2 separate regions of the Homo sapiens genome follow, and region 1 is linked to region 2. The links are chromatin loops, found by intact Hi-C in ENCODE. Cell type or tissue: B cell. All regions are shown on one strand. Links, peaks and the distances in the headings refer to the core of each region. The heading gives the core; the rest is flanking DNA.

What was found. A loop is a pair of places that touch in the nucleus more often than their neighbours do. Peaks named below come from ENCODE experiments on the same cell type or tissue, not always from the same donor. Only the 100,000 strongest peaks of a DNase experiment are listed, where the experiment ranks them.
Region 1: a loop joins it to region 2, with 5 times the contacts of the local background. A loop is called at or near these places in 10 of 110 quality-filtered maps.

What each region holds. Positions count from the first base shown.
Region 1 is chr6:43,306,496-43,317,410 of GRCh38, reverse strand. CRIP3 (cysteine rich protein 3) reads left to right here and starts at 8,585. Exons shown (of 8, transcript NM_206922.3): 1 at 8,585-8,661; 2 at 9,002-9,096; 3 at 9,515-9,572; 4 at 9,668-9,799; 5 at 10,894-10,915. The coding sequence starts at 8,619. It also overlaps the pseudogene RPL12P47. RefSeq lists an enhancer at 9,068-9,925. In B cell, for the core only: a CTCF peak has its summit at 9,077 (motif pointing left); DNase peaks (open chromatin) are centred at 4,350, 8,590 and 9,030; H3K4me3 peaks cover 1,125 bases; H3K27ac peaks cover 1,717 bases.
Region 2 is chr6:43,377,911-43,388,825 of GRCh38, reverse strand. No RefSeq gene overlaps it. Among named protein-coding and RNA genes, the nearest start is that of ZNF318, 14 kb to the right of the region's middle. RefSeq lists an enhancer at 5,148-5,327. In B cell, for the core only: CTCF peaks have their summits at 1,948 and 2,148 (motif pointing left); DNase peaks (open chromatin) are centred at 2,145 and 4,865; H3K4me3 peaks cover 2,236 bases; H3K27ac peaks cover 2,216 bases.

The DNA.
Region 1 (10,915 bases), core at 1,249-9,248, 71 kb after region 2:
CCAGAACTGAGTGATTTCCCTTTCAAAAGAGTTATCTAAGAACAAAGTTCTGGGTAATGCCTTAAAAGTCACAGGCATGGCCGGGCACAGTGGCTCACGCCTGTAATCCCAGCACTTTGGGAGGTCAAGGTGGGCAGATCACAAGGTCAGGAGTTCAAGACCAGCCTGGCCAACAAAGTGAAACCCCATCTGTACTAAAGATACAAAAAATTAGCCAGGCATGGTGGTGCATGCCTGTAATCCCAGCTACTTGGGAGGCTGAGGCAGGAGAATTGCTTGAACCCGGGAGGCAGAGGTTGCAGCCAGCCAAGATCACGCCATTGCACTCCAGCCTGGGTTACAGGGTGTGTCTCTGTCTCAAAAAAAAAAAAAAGTCACAGGCATATGACCATGTACTTGAACAAGCCTACAAAGACATAAATGGGTGGAGTTTGTTGTTGTAATCAAATTCACTGCAAAGCTAACCTGACACATAATAGCAGCCTTATTTATAAGGTTGCTTTATAGTTTACATAACACTTCCCCACATTCTCTTATTTGCCACATAATTAATGATAGACATAATTGTGCCACATGCTAATTAAGCTTAATTAGTAAGTTCTTATGAATGACTACAATTGGTGGGACTTGTTTGCTACCAAAAGCAAATTTTCAGTTCTCTATTTACTTAATTAGTTACCTACTATTTATAATCAGGATCAGTTAAGTTATATTTTCTGTTTTGTATCATACATGTTGATCCTCATGTATATTGAGAAACAAAACTCCTGGCGGGGCACAGTGACTCACAGCGCTTTGGGAAGCCAAGGCAGGAGGATCTTTTCAGGCCAGGAGTTCAAGACTAGCCTGGGCAACGTAGTGGAACCCCATCTCTACAAAAAATAAAAAATTAGCGAGGTACAGTGGCACATGGCTGTAGTCCTAGCTACTTAGGAGACTGATGGGGGGATTGCTTGAGCCCAGGAGTTCCAGGTTACAGTGAGCTGTGACCTGTACTCCAGCCTGGGTGACAGAGCAAGATCCTGTCTCTTGAAGGAAAAAAGGAAACAAATTCCTGAGACCTTATTCCTAGGCAGCTGAACTTCCTTCACTCCAGGACACTCGTTGTTACCAACTCTCAACCTCTACCAGTCCCCTCTTATTCCCACATCTCTCACTAGCACTCATCTATCACACTCAGGGGGACTTGTATATAACATGTAACATTCATTCACCAGCAAGTATTTGTTGAGCACTATGTGCCAGAGATTTGAGCAAGGCACTGGAAATATATGCAATGGTTGGCAAAGCAGCCTGGTCCCTGCTCTCATGGATCTCACAGACTAAGGGGGCAGACAAAGCCCAGATTGGAGTGGAGGAGGTAGGCAGGAAGTTACCATATTTATTTCACTTTCTAAACTACAACCTGTCCTTTATCAATAATAAAGATGATGGGCTGGGTGGTGGCTCATGTCTGTAATCCCAGCACTTTGAGAGGCCAAGGTGAGTGGATCACTTGAAGTCAAAAGTCCAAGACCAGCCTGGCCAACATGGTGAAACCTTGTCTCTACTAAAAATACAAAAATTAGCCGGGCATGGTGGCACACTCCTGTAATCCCAGCTACTAGGGAGGCTGGGGCAGGAGAATTACTTGAACCTGGGAGGCAGAGATTGCAGTGAGCTGAGATCATGCCACTGCACTCCAGCCTGGGCAACAGAATGAGACTGTCTCAAAATAGTAATAATAATAATAATAAAGGATCTCTGTTTGTCTTTTATTTCTTATTTGGTTCAGCACTCAGGGAAAACACAGCTGTCATAGTTTGGGCCCCCTCTACCCTCCAGGAGAGGATGGTGGTATAGAAACAGTGCTTGGGGTCAATAACCTGGTGTGGAGTAGTTGAGGGGGAGCTGAGGTTAGGTAGGAATTGATGAGGTGAAGATACTGGGGAAGTGAATTCTCAGAAAAGATGGCCTTTGCAAAAGCCCTGAGGCAGAATAGAACTTAACAGATTCAAGAAGCTCATTTGATGTGGATGGAGGGGTCGATGCAACAGGAGAAATGGCTAGAAGACTGGAAAAGTGGAGGGTCCTGTCTTGAGGATACTGAGAAATCATGGAAAGGTTTTAATGACATTTCCCTGCCCCTTGCATCTCAACCCATTATTTTCCTGGATAGGCCCTCTTATCTTCAGGTATGGAGGTGCTGTGCAGACAAGTGTAGTGTCTTTTCAGGTTGAAACACATGGGCAAAAACCATGCTTAGGGGGGTATAGAGTGGAAAGAGTATGGGCTCAAGAGTCAGAATGCTTGGGTCTGTATGATGTTTTACACATTTCTTTTTTTCTTTTTCTTTGAGACTGAGTCTTGCTCTGTCGTCCAGGCTGGACTGCAGTGGTGCGATCTCGGCTCACTGCAACCTCCACCTCCCAGGTTCAAGCAATTCTCATGCCTCAGCCTCCTGAGTAGCTGGGATTACAGGCACCTGCCACCACGCCCAGCTAAGTTTTTTGTATTTTAAGTAGAGACGGGGTTTCACCATGGTGGACAGTCTGGTCTCGAACTCCTAACCTCAGGTGATCCTCCCACTTCGGCCTCCCAAAGTGCTGGGATTACAGGCATGAGCCACCGCACCTGGCCAAATGTTTTACTAATTTCGTAACCTTACCAAGCCACTTTCTTTTTTATACAATTGGGAATGTAACATTTCTACCCTTCATCAGCTCTAGTAATGCCCTCTTTCTAACACAAGTTTCAAGCTCCTTTTTGGGAAAGGAATCACAGAATCATAATTGTTAAATCATGAAGAGGCTTTAAAGTTCTATCTGCATATGATATTTGGATACCTTCTGCAACACTGAGGATCAGTTGGTTTATTGTCCAGTATTGTGTCCAGAAACAGGAAGCTCACCACTGTCTGAAGCAGCCACTCTATATTGGGGCTCTATTAAAAGGGTTTTGGAGGGGACCTAATCCAAATCTGCTTCCCTGTGTTCTCTCTCCAGGGGTCTTGGTAGTACCCCTAATGCCTTTTCCATGTGACAGCCCTCCAGGGACTAGAAGTCACTATCTCTACGGGACCACTTACTCACCTAGAATGGAAAAGCTTGTTTCTTCAGCTTTTCTAACAACACTAATCAAACGGTTAATTCCTCGAGCAAACACAATCCTGAAACATTTATGTACCTAATAATAGAGCTTAAAAACATGAAGTAAAGTTAGTGGGAGAGTTTAATAATAATAGCTATCATTTACTGATTACCTATACTGCACTCACTGTTAAAGATACACAGATAATTCTCCATCAGTTCTGTCAAAGTCAAACAAGTAAACAAGTGTCATACAATGTTACAGATACTGTAACAGAGGTCTGTGCAGGAAAAAGGCAGGGCGGGCACTAAGGGAACAGTGGTCTTTGTGAGAAAGAGGCCTGCCTCTAATGGGAGATGACACAAACTGCACCTTAACAATTGAGTAATACCTTCTTTGAGGTGGACTTACCCATCTGTAGTATTTATTAAAATATCATTTTAGAGACTTTAGTCACACCAACTGTTCTTCAAAACATCCACTGTCAGTAACTCAAATGCATTCCTACAAGAAATGTGTTTTCCCAGTTATTCTTTACATAGCTTCTGTTCGAGTCAATAATGGAAACCAGGCAAAGAAGAAAAGTGGACTACTGTAATTTGCTGTACCTGCAAATGCATAGTGCAAGTGTTTGGAAGGGTGGAGCCTCAACTAGTCTTTCCTAAGCACTGAAATAGAAGAGCCGAAGCATATTGTGAGATTAGGCCATACAATAAAGGCCCTACAAGATGTGGGGAGCAGTAAAGCATTTGCGCCACTGACTGATTGCAAGCTATGTGAAAGCAACATGGGACTCACACCGCAAGGTTTGTTCCTTTGTGTTGGGCCCTGTGCTAGATGCTGGGGTAAAGATGACCTGCCCAGGCAGATGAGGCAAGCACACAAGGTAATCCAAGACAGAAAGTGCTAGAGAACCTTGGAAAAGGATTATTTGATGTGTCCTGGAAGTTCTGAGAACCTGGGAAGATGAAATTAGCCTTCCTTGAGGAGGCAGCATATCTAAGAATAAACATACCAATGCAGTCCTCCCAACCTCCTGAAGTGGGTACTTCTCTCTGAGAGCCATAGGGAGCAAAAGTCAGTAAACCTGTAGCTTCTTCCTCCAAGAAGAAACTAATGACTCGAAGATGTACAAGTGGCAAACAGGTATATGAAAAGATCATCAACATAATTGATCATACAAATACAAATCAAAACAGATAACATCTCACCCAAGTTAAAATGGCTTTTATCCAAAAGAGAGGCAATAAGAAATGCTGGCAAGGATGTAGAGAAAAGGGAACACTCATACACTGTTGATGGGAATGTAAATTAGTACAGCCACTGTGGAGAAGAGTTTAGAGGTTCCTCAAAATCTAAAAATAGAGCATAGCAATATACGATGTAGCAATCTCACTACTAGGTAACCACAAAAACTAAAAATTATTATTTTTTGAGACTGAGTCTCACTCTGTTGCCCAGGCTGGAGTGCAATGGTGTGATCTCAGCTCACTGCAACTTCCGCCCAGGTTCAAGCAATTCTTGTGCCTCAGCCTCCCGAGTAGCTGGGATTACAAGCGTGCACCACCATGCCTGGCTAATTTTTGTATTTTTAGTAGAGACAGGATTTCACCATGTTGGCCAGGCTGGTCTCGAACTCCTGACCTCAAGCGATCCACCCACCTCAGCTTCCCAAAGTGCTGGGATTACAGGCGTGAACCATCGCGTCCGGCTTCATTTCTTTTTTAAATAATTTTTAGGCCAGGCACGGTGGCTCACACATGTAATCTCAGCACTTTGGGAGGCCGAGGCACATGGATCACTTGAGGTCAGGAGGAGTTCGAGACCAGCCTGGCCAACATGGTGAAACCCCGTCTCTACTAAAAATACAAAAATTAGCTGGGCGTGGTGGCGCGCACCTGTAGTCCCAGCTACTCAGGAGGCTGAGACAGGAGAATTACCTGAACCCAGGAGGCAGAGGTTGCAGTGAGTCGAGAACGCACCACTGCACTCCAGCCTGGGCAACAGAGCGAGACTCTGTCTCAAAAAAAAAAAAAAAAAAGAAAAGAAAAAAAAAAAACAAGAAATGAGAGGCAGAAACAAGACAGGAAAATTCAGTGGAAGCTAAAACTAATATTTTTCAAATTTGTTAAAGAAGAAGCCTTTCAAGAAACAGTTATAAAACTAAGCATCTTGAAATATTCCCTGAAACAAGAAACAAATAATGAGAAAGTGTAGAAAAATTACAGTGTGGAAGGCTTCTACCCTTAGAACTTAAGAATGATAAAACAAGTGTTATAAGTAAAAAGGATTGATGGAGACAATTCAGGAACAGGAATATCCAGTGGAAGTTCATAGACCCCAGTCCCTACCCCATTACCCAGATGAAGGAACTGATGTCCCAAGAGGAGACACTTAAGACAGTGCGCCTTTCACCTAGCAGAGCACAGCACTGCAGTCCATTGATGAATTTGGTGCAAGCCCTTCCTCAACGGATTTGATGTAACAAAGGAACTTACTCAAGAAAACTCGGTTTCACTTCCATCCTTCATAGAGGGATTGATTATTGTCTCCTCTGCTGGGACACTGGCACAAGTTTATCAGCTCTTCCCTCCAGCTCTTCATTGGCTACCTTTCCCCCCAGTCCCCCTGCCTTTTTTTTTTTTTTTTTTTGAGACAGTCTCACTCTGTTGCCCAGGCTGGAGTGCAGTGGCGTGATCTCAGCTCACTACAGCCTCAACTTCCCGGGCTCAGGTGATTCTCTCACCTCAGCCTCGCAGGCACATGCCACCAAGCCCAGCTGATTTTTTGTAGAGATGAGGTTCGCCATGTTGCCCAGGCTGGTCTCTAACTCCTAGGCTCAAGTGGTCCACCTGCCTCAGCTTCCCAAAGTGCTGGGACCAGGCGTAAGCCACCACTTCTGGCCGCCTTTTTTCTTTAGTTTTCTTCAGGTTCTATTGTTGTTGTTGTTGTTGTTGTTAAGACATTACGCATATACCATAAAATTCGCCTTTTTAAAGTCTACAGTTCATGCTTTTTAGTATATTTCCAAGGTTGTACAAACATTACTGCTATCTAATTCCAGAACATTTTTATCTTCCCATAGAGAAGCTTCGAACCCATTAGTGGACATTTCCAATTCCATCTCCTTGACTGGCCAACCACTAATCTACTGTCTGTCTCTGTGGATTTACCTATTCTAAATATTTCATATGAATTGATTCATATGATATGTGGCCTCTTGTGTCTTGCTTTTCTTACTTAATGTTTTTATGGTTTACCTGTGTTGTAACATGCATCAGTATTACATTCTTTTTTACAGTTGAGCAATATTCTATCATACAGATATACTACATATTGTTTATCCATTATCAGTTAATGAACTTTTGGGCTGTTTCTACCTTTTGACTATTGTAAATAGTCCTGCTATGAACATTCATGTACAAGTTTTTGTATAGACATATGTTTTCATTTCTCTTATATACCTGGGTATAAACCTGGAAGTGGAATTGCTGAGTCATATGGTAACTCTATGTTTAACTTTTTGAGGAACTGCCAGACTGTTGTCCAATGTGGCCACACCATTTTATGTTGCCACCAACAATGTATGAGGGATCCAATTTTGCCACATTCTTGCCAATATTTGTCTCTTTAATTATAACCATCCTAGTCAGTATAAAATGGTATCTCATTGTGGTCCTAATTTGCATTTCCCTAATGACTATTGATATTCAGCATCTCTTCATGTGCTTATTGGCCATTTGTGTATCTCTAGAAAAACATCTATTCAAATACTTTGCTCACTTTTAATTGGGTTGTCTTTTTGTTATTGCATTATAAGTTATTTATATAATCTGGTTACTAGATCCTTATCAGATTTGCAAATATTTCTTCCATTCTCTGGATTTAAATTTCTTGAAATATCCTTTGAAGCACTATTGAACTACTTTTTTTTTTTTCCACCAGTTGTCAAATGATCCTTTATTGAAATATTTTCCTTTGTGCTTAACTGGCTGGGCATTCCACAGAACCACTGTTGATATCATCTATGATGTCATGAGGGTGGCGGCCATCAACATTACAGCCCACAGACTGGGCAGTCCCCAGGATCTCTTTAATGGTGCCAGAGAGTCTATTGAACTACTTTTAACAAATATTTATCTGGGCATGGGGGCATATACCTGTAATCCCAGCACTTAGGGAGGCCCAGGCAGGTGGATCGCTTGAGCCCAGAAATTCGAGACCAGCCTGGGCAACATGGCAAAACCCCATCTCTACAAAAAATACAAAAATTAGCCAGGTGTGGTGGCATGTGTCTGTAGTCCCAGCTACTCCAGAGGCTAAAGTGAGAGGATCGCTTGAGCCGGGCAGGTGGAGACTGCAGTGAGCTACGATGCACCACTACATTCCAGCCTGGGCAACAGAGACCCTGCCTCAAATAAATACATTCATTAAAAACACAAATATTTAAAAATTTTAAAGCAAACCAGATTAGAAATGTGTAGTTGGTTTTCATTTTTATTTATTTATTTATTTTGAGATGGAGTCTCGCTCTTGTCCCCCAGGCTGGAGTACAGTGGTGCGATCTCGGCTCACTGCAACCTCCACACCTCCCGGTTCATGCGATTCTCCTGCCTCAGCCTCCCGAGTAGCTGAGATTACAGGCATGCGCCACCACGCCCAGCTAATTTTTGTATTTTTAGTAGAGACGCAGTTTCGCCTCGATGGCCAGGCTGGTCTTGGACTCCTGACCTCAGGCGATCCGCCCACCTTGGCCTCCCAAAGTGCTGGGATTACAGGTGTCAGCCACTGTGTCCAGCCACCCTACAGCTTTAGGAGTAAACGATTGTATACAGACCATGTTCTGAGGCTTCCAAACCGAGTCTTGAGTTCATTAAGGGATCCATCATAGTGATAGCTATAGCTGTTACAGCGTTTACATGCCAGGCGCTGTTTGGGCACTCTACATGTATTAACCTATTTAACTCTCATAACAATCCTATGAGGCAGAGACTGTTATCATACTCATTGCACAGATGAGAAAATGGAGGCAGAGAGGGAGGTTCAGTAATTTGCCTGAAGTCAAAGAGTAGGGTACCAGAGACGGGCTCCAGATTTTGTTGCTTTCAACCACTTGCTATACTGCCAAGGTGGAATTTTGCATTTCAAAGAATGCCTACTCCCTCGCTTTGGAGAGAGTAGTGTTTTAATGATGTCTGCACTGTGGACATTTTTCCTGTCCTTACCGCTCCAGAAACTAGTAGAGCTCCCTGTCCAGGTGTCTTCGTTACACATGTGCCTTCCTAGTCTGGAGTCCACGGCTTCAAGATCCTCTCTCCTCCCCGTGGGTCTGACCGAGGCTTTAATGCTCTTTGAAGTAACAGCGAAATAGCCCTTTGTCTCCCAAGTGGAGTGGTTCTAAATTTCTGATAACCAATGAGCGCCGAGGAACCGCGGATTCCGCCCAGGGAGGCTCAAAGCTGAGCCGTGGGTGGAGCCTGCGGAGGGGGCGGAACTGAGCCGCAGCGGCGTACCTACTGTGTGCCGCGTGCGCTGCCTGGAGCGGAGCTATGAGCTGGACCTGTCCGCGTTGCCAGCAACCTGTTTTCTTCGGTGAGGCCCGGGCTGCGGAGGGGGAGAAGATGGGGCGAATGGGAGCCGCTGGATTCCCTGAGGACGCGGAGGGCTAGCCACAGTGTAGTCCCAGACACCCTTTTCACCTGCAGCGGCTGGTAGTCTCCGCACCACCCGCTCCCACTCGGGTCTTCTCCCTTCCTCTGAGAGCTCTGTGGGGAGTGTGAAACCGGAGCGGGATGGAGCTGGCCTCCTGGAGACACTCATCTCCAGGAAGCAGGGCAGGCCAACCTAATTCCCTAGAGGGCCGAAGAGGGAAAGGAGGGGCCCTATGCTTGGACAGGCTCCTCGCAGCTCGGTTCCACTTTGTCCTCCACAGCTGAGAAGGTGAGCTCCCTGGGCAAGAACTGGCACCGCTTCTGCCTGAAATGTGAGCGCTGCCACAGCATCCTGTCCCCTGGCGGGCATGCAGAGGTAAGACCTGGCCAGGGAGCACTGCCCTGTTTACATCACTGCCTCCCACCCCCCAGGCACCAGCCCCCAACTTCAGCACTGGAGGCCTGCCAAAGGGAACCTCAGTAGCCAACCCCAAGGCCGCCCACCTGGTGGACCCCACACCAGCCAGGAATTTGGGAACCTGGGTCGTGACTGTGGATCCCATGGTTTTGGGGATCAGGGTGAGTGGGAAGCAGCGTCACCTTCTGAGCTGCTCTTGCTCTTCCTCCCTTGACCACAGTGGAAATGCTGGCATGCCAGCCCATCCCCCACCCCTCCCAGGCCCACCAGACTCAGCCAGTGGACAGACACACCTGGCAGCCTGTCTGGGGTGAAGGCCTGTGGGGCATGGCTCCCGCTGGCCTTGAGTAACCCACTTCCCTCTGCTTGTGCCCAGCACAATGGGAGGCCATACTGCCACAAGCCATGCTATGGGGCTCTCTTTGGACCCAGGGGTAAGTACCAGCCTTAAGGGGCCATGGGTCAGCAGAACCCTCCTTGTGGCTGGGAGCTGGGGGCTCAAGCCTGACCTCCCCTATTCTCTCTTCAGGGGTGAACATTGGTGGTGTAGGCTCCTACTTGTACAATCCCCCCACTCCCAGCCCTGGCTGCACCACTCCTCTCAGCCCCAGCAGCTTCAGCCCTCCCAGGCCAAGGACTGGCCTCCCCCAAGGCAAGAAAAGTAAGGCTGGGCTCAGCTCCTCCCAGTCCTCCTCCCGACCCTTCCCCAAGCTGGAGCGGAGGTTGGGCCAGGTGGCAGTCTCCTATCCAGCCCTCTGCTTCACATTCTCACAACTTCATTCTTGGCAAAGTCTTCTCTATCTACTCCCCGCTTTTTTTTTCTTTCTTTCTTTCTATTCCCTCATGTGAGCTGCTGAGTTAAGAGGTAAATTGTTGGGAGGCCGAGGCAGGTGGATCATGAGGTCAGGAGTTCGAGACCAGCCTGGCCAGCATGGTGAAATCCCATCTCTACTAAAAATACAAAAATTAGCCAGGTGTGGTGGCTCATGCCTGTAATCCCAGCTACTTGGGAGGCTGAGGCAGGAGAATCATTTGAACCCAGGAGGCGGAGGTTGCAGTGAGTCAAGGTCATGCCATTGCACTCCAGCCTGGGCAACAGAGCGAGACTCCATCTCAAAAAAAAAAAAAAAAAAAAAAAAAGAGGTTAATTGGGCAGATGGCATTATCCCCTCTCCTCGTGTGTTACAGGTGAGGAAAGTGAGATCCAGACAGGGCAAATGACTGTCCATCCACAAAGCTAGTCAGAGGCAAAGCTGGCCAGGAACTTAGGTCTGTCCCAGGCCAGGGCCATGGAAGGAATGATCTAAAGGAGAGGAGTCATTGGGATAAGGCCAGCCTCTCATATTCTTCAACTTTTCTCCTCTGGTCCCTGTTCTTTCCCTCCATTCCCTGAAGTAGGCAATGACACTGTGCTCCCCAACACCTGACACCCGTGCTGTGGCCAGCTCCTATATCAGCTCAAGTTTCCTGAGGATTGAGTTGCTAACAGGGTTGGGATGGTGGGTACGTGAGCCCCTGGGAGGATGAAAAGGAAGCAGGAGAAGGAAGCAGATAGTCCCTAATACACATAGGGATGGGGCAGGAGGTGGAGTCAGAGGGGGCTCAGCTCTGGGCCTGTAGAAGGCAGACTCTTGGGCGCCTGGGTGGGGCACTCTGGAATGAGCATGGCTTTTGAAAGAGGACAGCACCATATGCAGGCAGGTGCTGGTGGGCATCTCCACCTCAGACATAGCCAGGGCCTCTTCCCCTTTAAAGGCCCTCCCCATATGAAGACATT
Region 2 (10,915 bases), core at 1,600-9,599:
ACGTTGCCCAGGCTGGTCTTGAACTCCTGGACTCAAGTGATCTGTCCACCTTGGCTTCTCAAAGTGCTGGGATTGCAGGTGTGAGCCACTGCGCCAGGTCTGGAATTTCTTATTTATTTTTATTTTATTATTTATTTATTTATTTGAGACGGAGTTTTGCTCTTGTTGCCCAGGCTGGAGTGCAATGGCATGATCTTGGCTCACCGCAATCTCCACCTCCTGGGTTCAAGTGATTCTCCTGCCTCAGCCTCCCGAGTAGCTGGGATTACAGGCATGCGCCACCACGCCCAGCTAATTTTGTATTTTTAGTAGAGTTTCTCTACTAAAAATACAAAATTTGTATATTTTGGGGTTTCTCCATGTTCGTCAGGCTGGTCTTGAACTCTCGACCTCAGGTGATCTGCCCACCTCAGCCTCCCAAAGTGCTGGGATTACAGGCATGAGCCACTGCGCCTGGCCTATTTTATTTTATTGTAGAGAAGGTATCTCACTATGTTGCCCAGGCTGATCTCAAACTCCTGGCCTCAAGCAGTTCTCCAGGTTGGCCTCCCCAAATGCTGGGATTACAGGCAGGAGCCACTGCACGCAGCCTGGAGTTTCATATAAATGGAATCATACAGGATAGATCTTTGTGCCTAACATCTTTCCCTCAGCACAGTGTTTTAGAAATTCATCTGCACTGTTGCATGTTTCAGTGGTTCATTCCTTTTCGTTGCTGAGCAGTAGTCCATGGCATAGATATATCACACTCAGGTAATTTTTGAGATAAGATTTCTGCATATCTCAAGGAAATCAATAAAAAGATGAAGAAGAGATTTACTAGTGTGGAAGATTAATATGGAAGATTCCTGCTATATGTTCTTTTTTTTTTTTTTGAGACAGGGTATCTCTATGTCACCCAGGTTGGAGTGCCTGGGTGCAATCATAGCTCACTGGCTCACTGCAGCCTCTACCTCCTGGGCTCAAGTGATCCCCACTGCCTCAGCCTCTCAAGTATCTGGGACCATAGGCATGTGCCACCATGCCAGGCTAATTTTTAAATTTTTCTGTAAAGATAGAATCTTGCCATGTTGCCCAGGCTGGTCCTGAACTTTTGGGCTCAAGCAATCCTCCTACCTCAGCCTCCAAAAGTGCTAGAATTACAGGCATGAGCCATCATGCCTGGCCATGTTCTCTATTTAATAAAAGCCTTCCATTTCTTTCTTCATTTCAGCCAGTTAAATTGAGATCTAAAGGCTTGAATTTACTATTTAATGCTACCTAATGACATTTCAGAGACTGGCTATAAAAAAGCAAGTGTCAAAAATTAACAAAAACGTGTCTACAAAGGAAATGAAAATGTTCCCTCTTCCTTGAAGCAACAGAGAGAGAAATATCCTTTCACTTTATAAAATGAATTCCAAGACTCTGATATGATGCAGCGTTAAATTGAAAACATTTAGGAAAATATCAATCTTGTTTTCTCCATTTCCATTTGTGCAAAATGGAGACTTGCTGACGATTCATAATTATCAACTTACTCTGTACTGTTTTCTATTAATGTGAATTCATTGGAAGTATACTTTGAAAAGGAGGTCATGTAAAACTCTTGTCCTGGGAAAATTACTTTCAAAATAAACCTACTGTGTTTTTTTGTTTGTTTGTTTCTTTGTTTGTTTGTTGTGAGACGGGGTCTCACTCTGTCGCCCAGGCTGGAGTGCAGTGGCGCAATCTCAGCTCACTGCAACCTCTGCCTCTCAGGTTCAAGTGATTCTCGGGCCTCAGCCACCTGAGTAGCTGGGATTACAGGCAGGCACCACCATGCACGGCTAATTTTTGTATTTTTAGTAAAGATAAGGTTTCACCATATTGGTCAAGCTGGTCTCGAACTCCTGACCTCAGGTGATCCACCCACCTTGGCCTCCCAAAGTGCTGGGATTACAAGTGTGAGCCACTGCACCTGGCCCAGTATTTCTATGTTTGTGAATACTTATAGTATTCATACTGTCTCTTCAAATGAGAAGAGAGTGATTGGCATGATGGAAAACCTAAAGACCCCTAACTCTGCTAGGTTTATTTTCAAAAAGAGATTGAGTCTGGCCTCATTTAAACTGCTGCCAAAGAACAAGAATAACTGTGAAAGAAGCTCCCTCTAGAGGTGAGAAAGTATGAGAATTATTTACATTTATAATAGTAATGAGGTTACAAAACTATACGATCACATCTGCTAAGAAAACACAGTTTTCTATGTCAGGATTTGTTGGAGGATTTTTGTGTGCTTGTGAAAGCTGGATCCAGGGGACATGTAAACAACTTTGGCTGGCAGTTTGGCCCTATGATTAATGGATACCAAATACACAAATACAGAATTGAATCTAAGAAAACACAGAACAGTACTACATCTACTAGAAAGGCTTACATTAAAAAGAAAACCTGACAATACCAATATTTGGCAAGAATCTGGAGCAGGTATAGTGCTTATACACTGCCAGTGTATGAAGTTCAAGAATCAGAAAAACTGATCAAGGATATTAGAAGTCAGAAGAATGGTTACATCTATTTTGAGAGAGTGTTAGTGAAAAGAAAGGGATGCCACACATGGTGGCTCACAGTCATAATCCCAGCATTTCGGGAGGCTGAGGTGGGAGGATCACTTGAGCCCAGGAGTTTGAGACCAGCCTGGGCAACACAGAATACCCCATCTCTCTCTCTCTCTCTCTCTCTCTTTTTTCTGAGATAGAGTCTTGCTCTGTCACCCAGGCTGGAGTGCAGTGGTTTGATCTCAGTTCACTGCAACCTCCACCTCTTGGGTTCAAGCAATTTTCCTGCCTCAGCCTCCCAAAATGCTGGGATTACAGGTGCCTGCCACCACACCCAGCTAATTTTTGTATTTTCAGTACAGACGGGGTTTCACCATATTGGCCAGGCTGGTCTTGAACTCCTGACCTCAGGTGATCCACCTGCCTCGGCCTCCCAAAGTGCTGGGATTACAGGTATGAGCAACTGCACCCGGCCCCTATCTCTTAAAAAATGAAAAGAAAGAGAAAGAGAGAGAGAGAGAGAAAAGTACGAAATACAAACAAGACATTGATGAAGGCAAGAAGGTAAAATAAATAAATAAACAAATAAATGCAATTGAAAAGGAAGACATTAATCCAGTGAAGTATTTTTCTTTGGCTTAATAGCAGAAAACAACAGATATAACACACATCAATCTACACTGTCTCATGGTTACATGAACTTTCTGACTCTGCTACAAGTTAGCACATAGGGATCCTGACCCATCTTACCATCTCACAAGATATGCTGGCCCACTGAACTCATGACATCAAACTAATAGGGCATATGGAGTAAAAAATAGCAAGTATCTTACACGCTTTAGGAAATATATGTATACCGGAAGGTAGGGAGGTTCAAGTACAAAGGCTTTTCACTTCACTGATATTTCTTGATGTTTAGTGATCTTGCATACAGGTGCTCCCTTCAAAATGAAGGACAAGTTGCTTTACTTGTGCTACCTACCCCTAAACCAAAAGAGTCACATCACTTAGGTGAATTTAGAGACAACATTGATCATATTTGGGTTACTGCTCTGACCTCCTTATCTGGTCACTTGAAATGAAGCCATACTTGAGTGAGATTCAGAGGAAGAAAAGGTTCTCCAGCTGGTCCAGTCTGCAGTGCAACTTAGTCCTTGCGATCCTTATAATGTTCAAAGTGTTTGTGGCAGACTGAGGTACTTTATCATCTATGGCATGTCCTGATAGAATAATCATAGCAGAGGCCCTCTGAGCATGCCTTTTGGCAGGTAAATATTCTCTCTTTGAGAATCAGCTCTCAGCTTGCTGCTGGGCCACGGACACAGCATGATCATGGAACCCAGCATGATCACAGCATAATCATGAACTGGCTATCATCTGGTCTTCCTAGGTATAAAGCTGGTTCATACCTAGGACATGGATCCATTATCAAGTAGAAATGACATACACAAAATGAGGCCACAGCAGATCCTGAAAACACAAATGGCTCCTAGCACCCACACCACTACTTCTGCTGCATTGCTATTTCATCTACCACTATAACCAATGAAATGGGCCTTGTTACCAGACTGCAGTGGAATAAAGTCATGATTAGTTTGTAGCTGTCTTCACCTAATGTGCTGGCATTAGAAAGAAATGGGCTGCTGTGATACTGTGGCCCCCAATCAAGGGTGACCCTGAAGGACACTGAGGATAGTCAGGACTTCAAGAAATACAACTACCTGACCAGTTTTCCCAGAAGGAGAAACAGGTTAAGAGTCTACACTGATTTGGCCGGGCCCGGTGGCTCATGCCTGTAATCCCAGCACTTTGGGAGGCCGAGGCAGGTGGATCACGAGGTCAGGAGATCGAGATCATCCTGCCTAGCATGGTGAAACCCCGTCTCTACTAAAAAATACAAAAAAAACCCCAAAAAAATTAGCCAGGCATGGCGGCACGCACCTGTAGTTCCAGCTGCGTGAACCTGGGAGGCAGAGCTTGCAGGGAGCTGAGATCGCGCCACTGCACTCCGGCCTGGGTGACAGAGCGAGACTCCATCTCAAAAAAAAAAAAAAAAAAAAAGAGTCTGAGGTTAATGGTTTGGCTAGATGATTAGGGAGTTAGAAGTGATATTAAAATGAAGTTGGAGAAGTATAATGTGGAAGAACTTCTTAAAATGGTTCCCAAATGTGACAGTATCTGTCATGATTCAGTTGCAGACCACAGATACCACTCTACTTAATTTAAGGGAGAAGGGCGTTATTACCAGGGATCACGTGTGGCTTACACAATATTTGTAAGGGGTAGGGGAAGAAGCTTTAGGTGGAGCTTGTAAGAGCACTCCCCACACCCAGAATCTCACTGATTCTGCTATGCTTGGGTAAGCTATGGCTTCCACTGCAGGAAACCAGCAAATCAGCACGTCGGTAACCACAGAACCACACTTCCTCTGTCATGATTCACAGCAGCAAAGTGAATACTTCATATCCTGCCTCTTTCTCCACATCACTCAGTTAACTGGGTTTCACATTCAAGTCTCATGGGAATATACCTGATTGGCAAAAATCTCAATTACACCTGAAACCATAACTGTAATAGGATCTGAGAAATACAGCTTTTATCTTTCTAGACTCTCAGTATAGAAAGGTACGAAGGAGTTTAGAATGTATGTTGAGAAAACCAGTCTAAGGAGTTTAGAACGTATGTTGAGAAAACCAATCTACTATAATGAGAACATTTGTGCCTCGTGAGTAGAAGAGGGTTATCAACAATCAGGTAGAGAAGATGAACTGCTCTATGGATGGTATCCACCCTTTCCCCTAGTTACACCAGAGTGTGCTGTATGAGCTTGTGAACAAAGTGACCATGGGACCACTGATGGAGGCAATGCATGTTGAGTGTAAAGGCTCAATCACGTGGACGTTCTCACACTAAGATTGACCTGCTACTGCCAGTTTGGACCTCTTCCTTCATGGACAGGGCAGTAATTTATCTTCATTGTAGAAGAAACTTACTTTAAATTTCTATATATTTTTCCTACTCACTGTATTTTTGCCAGCACCATCCAGAAACTTACTGAATGACTCATAAGGCATTCAACATGACATCCCACACAATGATGCTTTTGGCCAAGGGAGTACTTTTACGGTGGAAGAAGTAAGACAGCTGGGATACACAATTCAACTCTTCTGGGATTCCTTATTTAGTTTTATTGTATATTCCAGCTAGTCTTATAGAATAGGCTTACTGAGGTCTTAGTTTTTATTTTGCCAACTGGAGACAACATCTCATAAGATCATAGCGGTATCAGCCGGGTACGGTGGCTCACGCCTGTAATCCCAGCACTTTGGGAGGCCAAGGCGGGTGGATCACTTGAGGTCAGGAGTTCGAGACCAGCCTGACCAACATGGTGAAACCCCATCTCTACTAAAAACACAAAATTAGCCAAGCGTGTTTGGCACATGCCCGTAATCCCAGCCACTCGGGAGGCTGAGGCAGAAGAATAGCTTGAACCCAGGAGCTGGAGGTTGCAGTGAGCCGCAATCGCACCATTGTACTCCAGCCTGGGTGACAAGAGCAAAACTCTGTCTCAAAGAAAGAAAGAAAAAAAAAGATTAGAGTGGTATCCTACAGAATGTGACATAAGCTCTGAAATAGTGACCAACGATGTGGAGCATTTCTCTCATAACCAAAAATATACAAGGGTGGGGATGAGATATATAGGTGAGGTGGTACCTATTACAGTTACACTTGTGGCTGGGCGTGGTAGCTCACACCTGTAACCCCGGCACTTTGGGAGGCTGAGGCAAGGGAATCTCTTGGGCCCAGGAGTTCAAGACCAGCCTGGGGAACATGGCAAAATCCAGTCCCAACAAAAAGTACAAAAAATTAGCAGGGTGTGGTGGCATATACCTATAGTCTCAGCTACTTGGGAGGCTGAGGGGTGGGAGGATTGCTTGAGCCCAGGAGGTTGAGGCTGCAGTGAGCCATGATCATGCCAGCCCGGCCAACAGAGTGGGACAGTTTCTCAAAAAAAAAAAAAAATACACTTGTATCCTTAACAAATTACTACAAACTTGGAAAGTAAAAAACAACACATATTTATTATCTTACAGCTCTGGAGTGCAGAAATCCAAAATGGGTCTCACTGGGCTAAAATTAAGGTGTGGACAGGGCTGTGTTACTTTTGGAGGCCCTAGGTGACAAATCTTGCCTGTTCCCTTGGCTTTTTTAACTTCTGGAGGTTACCCACATTTCTTGGCTCATGGCCCCCCTTTCAAAGCCAGCAATGGCTGGTCGAATCTTTCCCATGATGGAGTGCTCTAATACTGACTCTCCTGCCTCCCTCTTGCTTTTAGAAGGTAACCACTGGTGATTACATTGGGCCCACTTAGATAATAGAGGATCATTTTCCCATCTTCAGGCCAGCTAATTAGCAACCTTAATTCCATCTGCAACCTTAATTCCCTCTTATCATGTAACATATTCATAGGTTTTGAGGATTAAGATGTGGATATCTTTGGGAACTATTATTCTCCCCACTACATCAACTCTGAGCTCTGCTGGTGAGAAATATTCCACCAGTAGGAACAACAGTTTAGGGTGAGATGGCCACTGGCCACTTTGGGTTCCTCACTGCAGTAGATCAACGGGGAAAAAAGAAGTTATGGTAAGTTATGGTATTGAGTCATTAATCCTGATTTTTGTGAAGAAATAAGATTGTAGTTACACACTGGGGTCAAGAGGCATATTGATGGTACAGAGGGGATCCCCTGGGGTGCATCCTCATGAAACCATGATCAGAACTAAAAGTTAATGAAAGACATCTTTAACCCCTTGAACAGGCAGGACCACCAAAAGCTTGGATCTCTCAGAAATGAGATTTGGGTCATATACTGACCAGCTGAGGTTCTGCCTAAAGGCAAAGAGACCACAGAACTAGTAGAGAGGACAGAAGTCATAAATACCCACAGCCTTCTGATTAGTTGTGGAAATGAGAATGGTAGCCTCTTTCCATATTTCTTTCCTTGATTTTTCCTAAATATATTCATATATCTTAACTGATTTCTCTTTTTTCTCTCTCTCTCTTTTTTTTTTTAGTAAATGATGTGTTGGCCGGGCACGGTGGCTCATGCCTGTAATCCCAGAACTTTGGGAGGCCGAGGCGGGCAGATCACTTGAGGTCAGGCGCTCGAGACCAGCCCAGCCAACATGGTGAAACCCCGTTTCTACTAAAAAAAAAAAATACAAAAATTAGCCAAGCGTGGTGGTGCGTGCCTGTGGTCCCAGCCACTCATGAGGCTGAGGCATAAGAATTGCTTCCACCTGGGAGGTAGAGGTTGCAGTGAGCTGAGATTGAGCCACTACACTCCAGCCTGGGTGACAGAGCAAAATTCCATCTCAAAAAAAAAAAAAAAAATATGTGTTGGTGATTGATAACATTACAAGCTAATCTACAAAGATATCAAGACAAGACTGGGCAGAACTAGGAATAGGCATCAACAAGACTCCCTGGGCTTGGAACTGGATGTAGTGACTGCTAAAATCTGAGGCTATTTTGAGGGAGGCAGTAAGTGATTTTCATTTGTATAAGGGATGTCCAAAGCGTGCTGGACAGGAAAATTTTTTTTTGGAAGAGTTAAGTATGGGAAGAAGGATATATGTGGATAACAGGCAGTAGGAGGGATTTTCTGAGCCTTGTTCTTTATAGATTTCCCATCAATACTGTGAACTGCACAGTTTAATTTCAACCACTTTATTTTCTGCTTTTGTTAGCAAGAATTCATTTTTCTTTCTTGCAGCTGGAAACCCTGACTGATACAGGGTCCCAGCCCGTCTTACCCTTTCCTCTCTCTCTTAGCACCTGTCATTTTCTTCTTCCTAAAACACAGAAAGGGTAGATCACTTTATTCTGTCATCCTATGCAAAAATCTCCAATGACAGGGTAAAATCTGGACACCTTACTCTGAAATCCATGTTTCTTACCAGATTAATGCCAAGTTACCTTTCCAAATGCATCTTTGCCTATTCCCTTCTAAAAACCAGCATTCAAGCCAAATTGGCTCCTTACTGCCTTGAGAATCACCAAGAACATCAAAATGTAACTTTTACACAAAGGAGGGTAGCCTTTTTTGGCCACCCAGTCCTCAAAGAAGTCTCCATATACAGAACTCCTGTCTATGACATTGTACAGAGGGATGCAATGCCTCATGATATGCTTTTGTTTTTATTGGTATCTTGAAAGCTACGTTTAAAAAAACCTGTGAGTTTCTCAAAGATAAGGACCATGTTTTATTCATCTTTATGGACTAGAACCTAACAGAGTGCCTGACAGCTACAATTATTAGGGTTTTAAACAATTCAGATACATTTCAGTGCCTTTTTTTCTTTTGGCGAGTGATAGTACTGATATAGTACTAAACATGAAATCTGTTCTTCCACCAAGGGAGGGAAGGGGCAGTCATCTGCTTCATGGGCTAGATGAAGAGACTGAAGAATCCAACTGCTCCTCGTACCAACTTTCAACCCAATTCTACATTTCAGCACCACACCCAAACCCACCTTCAAAAGTCTCTGGGGTGTCTAAGAGGGTCAGAGTTCTGTGTATGAACCATTTTGGTTCCTTCTGGGTTACCCACCTGCATGCCTAAGTTTCAGCTTTTTCTGCTTTGTTGTTAGTTACCTAACACCATCTGTTTTCTGGCTTCCAAAATGTTGTCATCATCCCATTTACATTCTCTTCTCATCTTTTCTCCCATTCCTTTATTTATTTATTTTTATTTTTTAGAGACAGAGTTTTGCTCTGTTGGCCAAGCTGAAGTGCAGTGGCACAATCATAGCTAACTGCAGCCTCAAATTCCTGGGCTCAAGCAATCCTCCCCAGTAGCTGGGACTGCAGGACTGAGCAACTATGACTGGCTAATTTTTTTTATTTTTACTTTTGTAGACACAGGGTTTCACTATGTTGCCCAGGCCTCTGGCCTCTAGCAATCCTTTTGCCTTGGCCTCTCATAGCCCTAGGATTATAGGTGTGAGTTACCACACCTGGCCCAAACACCTTAATTCTAAGTAAAGTTATACTCTAGGCCTAAGTTTATTTCAAAGCAAGAGAAACTAATCACTCATAATTTTAGAACCTCCCCAAAGTAATTAATTTGATTTACACACATACAAGCCACCACACCTGGCTAATTTTTGCATTTTTTGTAGAGATGGAGTCTTGCTATGTTGCCCAGACTGGTCTCAAACTCCTGGACTCAAGTGATCCTCACATCTTGGCCTCCCAAAGTGCTGGAATTATAGGCGTGACCCACTTTGCCCATTATCTACAAACAATGGACCACAATTCTAGACGAGAACTCTTGAGTGAGTTGAGCATCACATCTGTCTTTCTGGAGGGCTCACTGTCCCTCTTCTGGCCAAATGTTTCCTACATGAAGCTGGAGTTTGTTTGGATAGGTACCAGCAATCACATCATCTGAGCCAGTTACACCTCATTAATCTTGGACTTAAAGGATAACCAGCCTGGGCCAGGCTCGGTGGCCCACACCTGCAATCCTAGCACTTTGTGAAGCTGAAGCAGGCAGATAGCTGGAGCCCAGGAGTTTGACACCAGCCTGGGCAATATAGGGATACCCTGTCTGTACAAAAAAAATTTTAAATTAGCCAGGCATGGTGGCATATGCCTGTAGTCCCAGCTACTTGGGAGTCTGAGGGTGGGAGGATTGCTTGAACCCAGGAGGTAGAGGCTGCAGTGAGCTGAGATCGCACTACTGCACTCCAGCCTGGGCAACAGAGTGAGATCCTGTCTCAAAAATAGATAAATAAAAATTTAAAAATAACCAGCCTGGACCACAAGGCAAAACTCTGTCTCTACAAAAAATAAAAAAATTAGCTGGGTGTGGTGATGCATGCCTGTAGTCCCAGCTACTCAGGAAGCTGAGGTGGGAGGATTGCTTGAGTCCAGGAGTTCAAGGCTGCAGTGAGCTACAACCTATTAAAACAAAAAAAATTCCAACAGGGCTAAACAGTTTGGTCAAGTATAGTGTGCACACAGGCATGCACGCAGATTAATGTTTATAATGTTTAATATGCTGGACGTGGTCAACCTCTGCATACCTCTTCAGCTTCATTTCTCACTATTCTCCTTTCTTTCTGCCCTCTGGTCACACTGGCCTTCTGTCTGGTCAATCAGATCACCAGGGTTTCTCCTGCCACAGGGCTTTGTGTACAGCTCAGCTTTCTAAACCTTACACCAGTAATGTTTACAGGTATGTCAAGAAGTGATTCCTGTCTACCCTGGGATGAGAACAGGTGGGGACTGGGTAAGTGGCTGGTGTAAACAGAGGACAAGGACAGTGAAAAGGGTAACTGTTAGGAAGTACTAGATTAGGTGTCCCTCTGCCTACCAGGCTTTA